Linked DNA regions of Homo sapiens: all the other regions are linked to region 3. A link is a contact called in ENCODE Hi-C or POLR2A ChIA-PET data. All regions are on one chromosome and are shown on one strand. Each heading gives the region's core, a stretch centred on a gene start or an enhancer-like site at or near the end of the contact. The rest is flanking DNA. Distances are from core to core; before and after follow the strand shown. Region 1 has its middle 64 kb from the start of C5orf67. Region 2 overlaps LOC105378977 (a long non-coding RNA gene). Region 3 holds the start of DHX29 (DExH-box helicase 29).

The links. Hi-C counts contacts between places; a loop is a spot of excess contacts on that map. ChIA-PET counts read pairs that join two places held with the same protein, here RNA polymerase II (POLR2A). Pooled maps may share reads with other maps.
Region 1: a loop to region 3 is called in a pooled map, with 5 times the contacts of the local background. The contact joins the enhancer-like site here to the promoter of DHX29 in region 3. A Hi-C loop is called at or near these places in 1 of 37 single-sample maps with no recorded cell type and 3 of 50 pooled maps. POLR2A ChIA-PET finds 5 or more read pairs at or near these places in 1 of 52 experiments (OCI-LY7).
Region 2: a loop to region 3 is called in a pooled map, with 4 times the contacts of the local background. The contact joins the enhancer-like site here to the promoter of DHX29 in region 3. A Hi-C loop is called at or near these places in 6 of 50 pooled maps. POLR2A ChIA-PET finds 5 or more read pairs at or near these places in 3 of 52 experiments (CD4-positive, alpha-beta T cell, T-cell and activated T-cell).

What each region holds. Positions count from the first base shown.
Region 1 is chr5:56,668,743-56,671,442 of GRCh38, reverse strand. No RefSeq gene overlaps it. Among named protein-coding and RNA genes, the nearest start is that of C5orf67, 64 kb to the right of the region's middle. RefSeq lists an enhancer at 948-997 and a silencer at 947-1,241. Within about 2 kb of position 1,287, at least 15 of the 41 ENCODE cell types and tissues checked have a DNase peak (open chromatin) inside an H3K27ac peak, as active enhancers do; they include OCI-LY7, where a contact is called at or near this core.
Region 2 is chr5:56,327,645-56,330,344 of GRCh38, reverse strand. All of the region lies in intron 2 of LOC105378977 (a long non-coding RNA gene), which reads right to left. Among named protein-coding and RNA genes, the nearest start is that of ANKRD55, 96 kb to the right of the region's middle. Within about 2 kb of position 1,289, at least 8 of the 41 ENCODE cell types and tissues checked have a DNase peak (open chromatin) inside an H3K27ac peak, as active enhancers do; they include CD4-positive, alpha-beta T cell, where a contact is called at or near this core.
Region 3 is chr5:55,306,259-55,308,958 of GRCh38, reverse strand. DHX29 (DExH-box helicase 29) reads left to right here and starts at 1,265. Exons shown (of 27, transcript NM_019030.4): 1 at 1,265-1,572. The coding sequence starts at 1,386. MTREX (Mtr4 exosome RNA helicase) reads right to left here and starts at 970. Exons shown (of 27, transcript NM_015360.5): 1 at 812-970. The coding sequence starts at 945. LOC124900979 (a long non-coding RNA gene) reads left to right here. Exons shown (of 2, transcript XR_007058774.1): 2 at 522-810. RefSeq lists enhancers at 717-1,196, 1,337-1,596.

The DNA of each region.
Region 1 (2,700 bases), core at 38-2,537, 1.4 Mb before region 3:
TATTTTTTAAAGTAAAGACAAGAGGTTTATGTCCTACAGTTCTGGAGTCTGGGAAGTCCAAGGTTGAGGGTCCTGCATCTCTGAATGTGAATTTTTAACAAATGTGTTGGGGCTGGAGGGTTGGGGTGAGTTGGAATGGGGACAGAGCTCTTGAAAGATGCTTATTAAATCTGCAGTCCTTTCTAACAGACTTTTACAGGTAGGAACGCTTTCTTTGAGAAAGATGCACAGAGCTTGTCCTCTTCCCTTGAAAGCCATGGGCAATGAATGATAAAGTAGTTAGTCATCACAGAGCACTGGTGACTTAACTGCTCAAATCAATAAATATTCCCATTTCCATTGACTCATTTAATGGGAAAAGAAGGTCACATGTCAAGAAAGAGGGAGGGGATGGAAGAAAGGAGAGAATGAGTGAGACAGGAATTTTGAAATGTATTAGAACGTGTTTTTTTCTAACATTTTAGTATGAAGATTCCCAAATTACAGGAAAGTTGAAGGAATTAAACAGGGTATACCCATTTACTCACAACTTGGATCCTGCAATTAATATTTTGCTATAATTGCTTTATTACCTCTATTGATCCTCTCAAGAGTAGCAGTCTGTGAGTTTTGATGAAGGCTTACTTGTGTGACCCAGTCCTAACCGGATATAAAATATAACCTTCATCTCAGAAAATTCTTTCTTGCCCCTTCCCAGGTAATCCCTGCTCCTACCTCACAGCCAGAGGCAACCACTATTCTAATTTTTAAAACTGTAGATTAGTTTTGCCTATTTTTGAATTCCATGTTAATAATACCATACAGTATGAGCTCTTTTGTATGTGAAGCTTCTTTCATTTACCATAATATTTTTGAGATACAGTCAGGTTGCTGTGTGTAGCCATTTATTTTTTAAACCACAATAATCTCTATTCATTTTTAGAGAGTCTCAGGTTAAGAGTTTCTTCTAAAAGCAACAGGAAAAATAAGCTGTTGTTTTTTTTTTTTTTTTAAGATAGGGGAGAGAGAGTTGAAAGGAACCTGAGTGAAAGGTACTTTGGCCTCTTAATTTTCATGATAAAGAAGTTGAGGCCCCGTCATTGCTCTGGGGCACGCAGACTGAGCTGAAACTGGAACCCAGGTCTCCTGATTCACGGCTTGAAAGGGTTAGGAAGGCAGCTGAGTAGGGTGGTTGTTTGAGCTGAAGCCATGTGAGAATAGAGAGTTTCGACAGAGCTTTGCTTTAGAGGATGTGAAACTACAGTAACCTCATGTGACAAAAAATCCTCCGAGGCCTTGGTATGGAGCCAGAGGAGGAAGTTTGACATGGCCTCTGGTTACCAGCTCCACCTCTGAACCCACTGGCCCAGGATGACTTATGGTGAGCTCTCTGATTTGCAATAAAACTAGACATGGGACAGAGAAAGCTTTTCTGCACCATGCACAAGGCAGGACAATGCTAAAGGAGGGGGGGGAAAAAAAAACAAGAAAGACACCTTCAGCCACATGGCCTTCCCATAGCAGGGGACCCAGAGCTGAAAATAAAACACCCAGGGAGGAAGGGATGCTGTGGTTACAGACAGAGCCTTTGTCTCCCAAGTGCATGTTCCAATTCAGCCCAGGATGACAATGACCTGGAGGTTCCTGCCTGCCAGCTGTTGGCTGGCCTTTGTGAAAGTCCCCGAGCTCCAGGCCAATGCTTAGCGGGCAGGTATCCATATCGTGAAGCCAATTGGCACTGCTGGTACCTTTGTTGATGATGTGAGCACAGCCACTGGGAACCAAGGCTGCTGGTGCACTCTTGCTACCAGCTGGCAGGTGCAAACCCATGGGCAGGTGCCCTGGGGAGAGACGGTTCATGCTGCCATGGTAACCGATAAAAAAAAGGAGGTTTCTTCAAGGTCAGTTTGCCCTTTTTTCTGCTAGAGGATATTGTGAGGAAGAAATGAATTTGTGGCAGCCCTGACTTGTGTGTAAATGTGTCCTTCATCTGTTTTGAATTGACACTTCTAATTGGATCTAATATTAGTGTCACCCACTGGGCAAATCTGGGTATTGGTGGGTCTCCTGGGCTATGTCATTGTGGACAAAGATCAAGTCACCAGAGAAGTCCCAGAAGAGACGTTCCAGTGTAAACCAAGCAGGATTGAACAAAGAATTCCAAAAGTGATTTTGAAAAGGCTGACAGTCAGGTTGGACAGGTTCTTCGGGCTATTCCAGGATGTGAAATTAATGCGGACTGTCTGAGGCGTGTCACCCTAGATGTCCTTTAGCCAAACTGTCCTAGGTGCAAGGAAGAAGGGACCCTTGTCAGCTTGCTTGGTGCCTCACGAGTTTGTCACAATGCATTCATTGTAAAGAAGCAAGCTTTCCTTATCATCATTGTCCTTCTCTCTGTAAACCTTCTGCTCATGCCTTTACCTTGGGCAAATACATTTTCTGGCTTTGATTTAAAAGTTCAGCTTCTTGATATTAATATTTCTGCGCTTCATTCTGATAAAAGTTGTTCTGACTCAGGTCATTGGCTTGGGTGTCAGTAATTTTCCCATTTAGCCTCTCTTGTGTGTTTTTCATATTCTGAGATTTCTGTTGGCAGAAATAACAGCATTGTATTAATTAATTAATTAGTAGCATTGTGTTATTGCAGGGGCTTCATGAACCCCTGGGAGAATTTTACTCTGTTCTGCTTACTGGGATGCTACCAAAATTATTTAGTACCCT
Region 2 (2,700 bases), core at 40-2,539, 1.0 Mb before region 3:
GCCTAATGATTGAGCGTCATGAAATGCTTTCACTTGGCAGGGCAAAATTGCACTACCTAGAAATGTCTGGGTGGCATTTAGAGTTGACAGACAGTAATGAGCGCTGGTTAAAAAAAAAAAAAAAGAGGTATTTTAGTGCTCTAGCAATTGCTAGACCTTCAGAAACACATCTCCCTTCTATATTTACACCTGCATTTTAAAAAGAAAAAAGAACAAAGAGAAGGAAAGAGAAAAAGGAAGGAAAGAAAAAAGGGAGAAAAGTATATCTATCATTTTATCCATTTCTAAAGACTCTTACATCAATTTAAAAGCTAACCATAATTGATCTTTTACTATGAACAATGTTTTGTGCTAAGTGCTTTACAAATATTAGCTAATTTCATCTTCACAACAACTGTTTAAGGCATACAACATTATTTCTCCCTTCTTACACATAAAGAAACTGAAGCTTGCCTGAGGTCATCATCTAATTGACAAGTCACGGTTCAAACCTAGGTGAGTCTAGCTTTAGAATTTGGGTTTCAATCACCGTATGGCATTGCTTCTCTTTCCTAACCTGGACTTAGTGATTGTGCAAACAGTGATGTCAACCATCTCAGCTTGCCTGGGTAGGGATGAAGAGAATTTCCTTCGCTCTTGCTTCTGAAGTTTAAATAATTTGAGTCTATAAAACAAACTAACAATAGGCAGATTCACAGGGAAAAAAAAGTGTACAAATTTTATTAATGTGCATATGGACACAGAAGCCACACACAAAGTATGAGACTCAATGGAAAGCCAGATGGCTGAAGGTTATATACCATACAGCAAGGAATAGAGGCTTGGGGCATGGCAAGACAAGTTATTGGAGGAAGAGGGGAGAAAAGGCATGGTGAGCAAAGGCTATCTTGTTATGCAGATAGAGCCCCATGGATAGCAGCCCTCGGAAAGAACAGACAGTATCCTGCTCTTATGTGGTAAAACTTTATCTGTCAGACCTTTTGAAGTGTCAGAACTTTAGTCCCTCTTTCCTGTGATTTAATCTTTCCTAGGTCTGGATAAGGGAGGCCTTATAAAACCCTGTTTGTGTCTGCTGTTAACTTCATTTCACTAATGTAGATTTCCTCTACAGATGCAAATCTCCCCGCCTCCCCAAAAGACAGCTTTTCAAAGCTTTTCCTGTGGTTTGCAGTTCCTGTGAATAGTCATATCAAAATATACCAAAGAAGTATATTTTGGAGTGGCATATTTTTGTTTCCTTTACCTGAGACCCACAGGACCTAAAGCGCTAAAACCTGGAAAGTCCCAGGCTAACAAGCATGAGTTAGTCATCCTCCAAGAATGCAAAAATATGAAAGAAACCTCTCTCTACTCAGTGATAAAGCTTCTCCAACTTAAGTGAAGGGACATTATAGTGTGCAAAGAGACCAGGCCCTAAAAGAACTGAGTCCTTGTCTCAATCTGCTTATAGCCAGCTCCAAGAGACCTTGACCAAGTCAGGTGACCTCTCTGGGCCTCAGCTCCTTCCTTCTTAAAATGATGAAGGTGGGTTAGATAAACAGGTCTCCACTTGGCTGTACATGAGAACCATGTGAGGAACTTTCAGTAAAGGCCGGTGCTCAGACCCCACCCCACCCCTGACCAATCAAATCCCAGAATATCTGGGGTTGGGGAACTGAATTTACTGCAGAGAACAAAGCATACATGTCCCACTTCTTAGAGCTAACAATTTAGTGGAGGAGCAAAAAGGCAAACTATGATTCATATACATATATATATATATATACACACACACACACACACACACACACACACACACATATATATGATCCTCCCTTCTATATTTATGCCTGTATTTAAAAAAAAAAAGAGAAAAGAACAAAGCAAAGAGAAGGAAAAAAGAAAAGGAAGGAAGTAAAAAAGGAAGAAAAGTGTTTCTAATCTGTTTGCCTGTTTCTAAAGACTCTTACATTAGTTTAAAAGCTAACACTAATTGATCTTTTAATATGAATATATATATATACACATGAATCATACACACACATATAATTTGTAGTAAGAGCTATTAAGGTGAAAATAATGTTATGAGAATTATGAAAAATTAATAAGGGGAACATAATTAAAGGGAGAGAGTCTGAGAAGGCTTCTGTGTGTGTCAGAAGAACAAAAAATTGCAGTTAGGCATACACATTACAGGGGAAAGAGCTTTCTAGTCAAACGGATATCTAACTTGGTTATCTGCTTCCGTATATGTCTACATACATACATACTTATACTATATGTACATGAATGAATGACTTACTTGAAGACTCATAGCCAGAACAGAGGGTGGAAAGGAGGGCGGAGAGTGGTGGGGAGAGCGGCACGCAGAGTGCCTGGGGAGGTCGGCAACAGCCAGACCATGTGGCAGACTTGAGGTTTTATCTTAAGTACAACAGCAATAGCAAGCCAGTGGAAGGTTTAGGCAGGGGAGTTACACTTTCAGATTTGTGTTTTTAAAAATTCACTTGTGCTTAAGTGTAGAGGATGGTTTGGATGGGGCATAAGGAAAAGAGAAGTTATAAAGTTATCGCAATAACATGAGTGAAGGTTTTGTTCCTTGATGATGCCAAATTTTAGCAGAATTCTGGGTACCTGCAGAGACTCACTGGAGTAAAGGAACAGGAAACAAATTTGATAGAATGCAAGCGGCATAACTCATGAAAAATCAGGAAATCGCTT
Region 3 (2,700 bases), core at 16-2,515:
ACACCGAAAATTCCTTGAGAGCAAAATCATGTCTAATTTAATTTCAAGCATCTATTGGGTATCTGGCCCCACAATGCCAAGAGTATATTTTGTTGATTGTTAATTAATCATCTTACTTTATTTAATACAAGTAATAGCTTTTCCTTGTTCTACTATAAACAGATCTGTACACTTTCTGGTGGCTGTATGCACCAGTCTAAACATATGGGTAGGGTCCAGTAATTTTTAAATTTTTTCTCAATAAACTCACGATAGCTACCATTTATTAGTGATAGCTAGCTAACCACTGTTAGGCACTTTACACGTGTATCTCATTGAATCCTCATATCCACCAGTGGTAGGCACTATTATCTCCATTTTACGGAAGAGAAAACTACTACATCTTGGAGATTAAATGTCTCTCCCTTCTCATGTTATTATCTGCCCTTTCCCCTCCAAATCAATTCATATCATTTTTTCTAAACCTTTTCACCTTTTACTCAACTAATCATTCGTTTTGTTTATTAACGACTATGTGCCAGGTGTTGTGCTGATGCAGGAGACAACCGCGAAGATGGGGACAGAATCAGTAACATCGACGTAAGGGAATTGAAGCAGAAGATCACGCTGCCTGCAGACACCAGGAAACGCCAAGACCCCCCTTCCACGAACCAACATTCTTCCACCCTCTCCAACTTTTTTCTGGAACCCCTTCACTTCCAACGCCACTCAATGTACACTTCACTTTCTCGTGCTCTTCCTAAGAGAGTAGTGTTTTCTTCCTCCCCACCGAGAAAAAAAATAAAAGCAACAACTGGAACTTCTTCCTTACCCTGCCTTGTCTGCAGACCCTGGAGGCCCCTTCCATTTCCCCTTGTCCTTTTCCTTGTCTTTTTTGGTTCCCGCCGCAGTGGTCGAGTCGCCCTCGAACACGCTGAACAGCTCATCTCCGAATGCGTCCGCCATTTTTGGGAGCAGTGAGAGCAAATCTCCCTCCTACCCACGATGCCCCGCGACCGAAGACAGTGACGTCTCGTGAAGGCTCAACAGTGGCCCGCAGGAGACAAAAGTAGTCGAGTCGCGCAGCCGACAAAAATGTTCCCCTGACTTTTTTTTTTTTTCCTGCTTTTCTTTCCTTTCCTTTCCGACCTAAAGTGGATAAGCTGCTCAGTGGATAAAGAGCGAGGGCGGCGCGTGGCGCCTGGCGTGTGGCAGGCAGCTGGCGACTCAAGGAGGCGGAGCCTGCTGAATTCGACCAATTGCGAGGCAGCGGTCGCCCCGGCCCGAGAAGCCCGGATCGAAGCGCAGGGTGGCAGCCCCGGAGCCGGGGAATGTGAAGAGCTCTCGGCTGTGCAGTGGTACCGTCGGGGCCTGGGCCGCGAAGGATCTTCTGCCACAGCTGCAACATGGGCGGCAAGAACAAGAAACACAAGGCTCCAGCGGCCGCGGTGGTCCGGGCCGCCGTGTCTGCTTCCAGAGCCAAATCTGCCGAGGCTGGAATTGCCGGGGAGGCCCAAAGCAAGAAGCCAGTGTCCAGGCCGGCCACCGCTGCCGCTGCCGCTGCCGGCTCCAGGGAGCCCCGTGTCAAGCAAGGTACGAGAGGTCCCCCAGCCCCTGGCTGTCTGCCCTGAGACCTTGCTGCTTGTCCTGAGGAAAGGGCCTTAGAACCCGGGAGGAGCTTCGGGCCCAACATTTCTATTTCCCAACACTCGAGCTGCTACCTCCCCATGGGGTGGCCTTGTTTTAGATTAAAAAAGTCTAAGCTCTTTGGGCCTCCAAAATTCTGACAGTAGCCCTGTTGCAGCCTGGCATTTCTCTTTTAACTCACACTTCTCCCCCTTCTAAAAACAAAATAATTGCATTAGCTCCTGTTTCAGCAGGAATTCATCCTGAGCACCATCTCAGCTAGCTAGGCTAACGCAAAGACGAGTACTGAGTGGAGTTCCTGACCTCCTGGTGCCAGCCAGCCCCATTTTCTGTCAGTTTTTCATATCATTTTCAGCAACAATCTAGTGTCTCCATGCGTTCTGGAAAAATCAATACTTAATAAAAATTACAGGACTTACACACTGGTTACACACTGGTTACGTGTAATCTATTGTAAAATTGTCTGCCCTCGTTTCTGCCGCCATGCAGTTTTGCTTACTGTACAAATTGATTTGACAACTCAACTTATAGATGGCCGATTCCTGCTGCAGATGAGCAGGCCACATATTACGGTTGAGCTCAAAAGATGAACAATTACATTCTGTTGTGTTCTTCTCGGGTTGTTTGCTTGTACTTATTGGAGTATTCAAGAAATATTTGCTGAGCATTTATGTGTATATATGCAAATATTTAGTATGTGTCTGATAAGATGTGAGGAATGTGATGAGCAAAAAGAGACATCACCTCATGGAGCTTGCCAGTCTAATGTCAGAGATAGGTATTAACTAATAGGTAACGCACACAGACATATTTATAGCCTTATAATAGATAAGTGCCACAAAGAAAAGCCAGGGAAGACAGTTTAACAGGGTAATCTAATTTTTCTCGGGATGAGCAGGTATCATGGATGGTGTCTGGAAATGTAACAGTTAAGCTGAGATGAGGAGAATGAAAAAGGAGTTAACTCTGTGAAGCATGGCAGAAATTAGTATTCCAGGCGGGCGTAATGAACATCATGTGTAAAAAGTTTGAGTCAGGAAAGAGCTTGGGGCTCTTGAGGAATTCACAGAACAT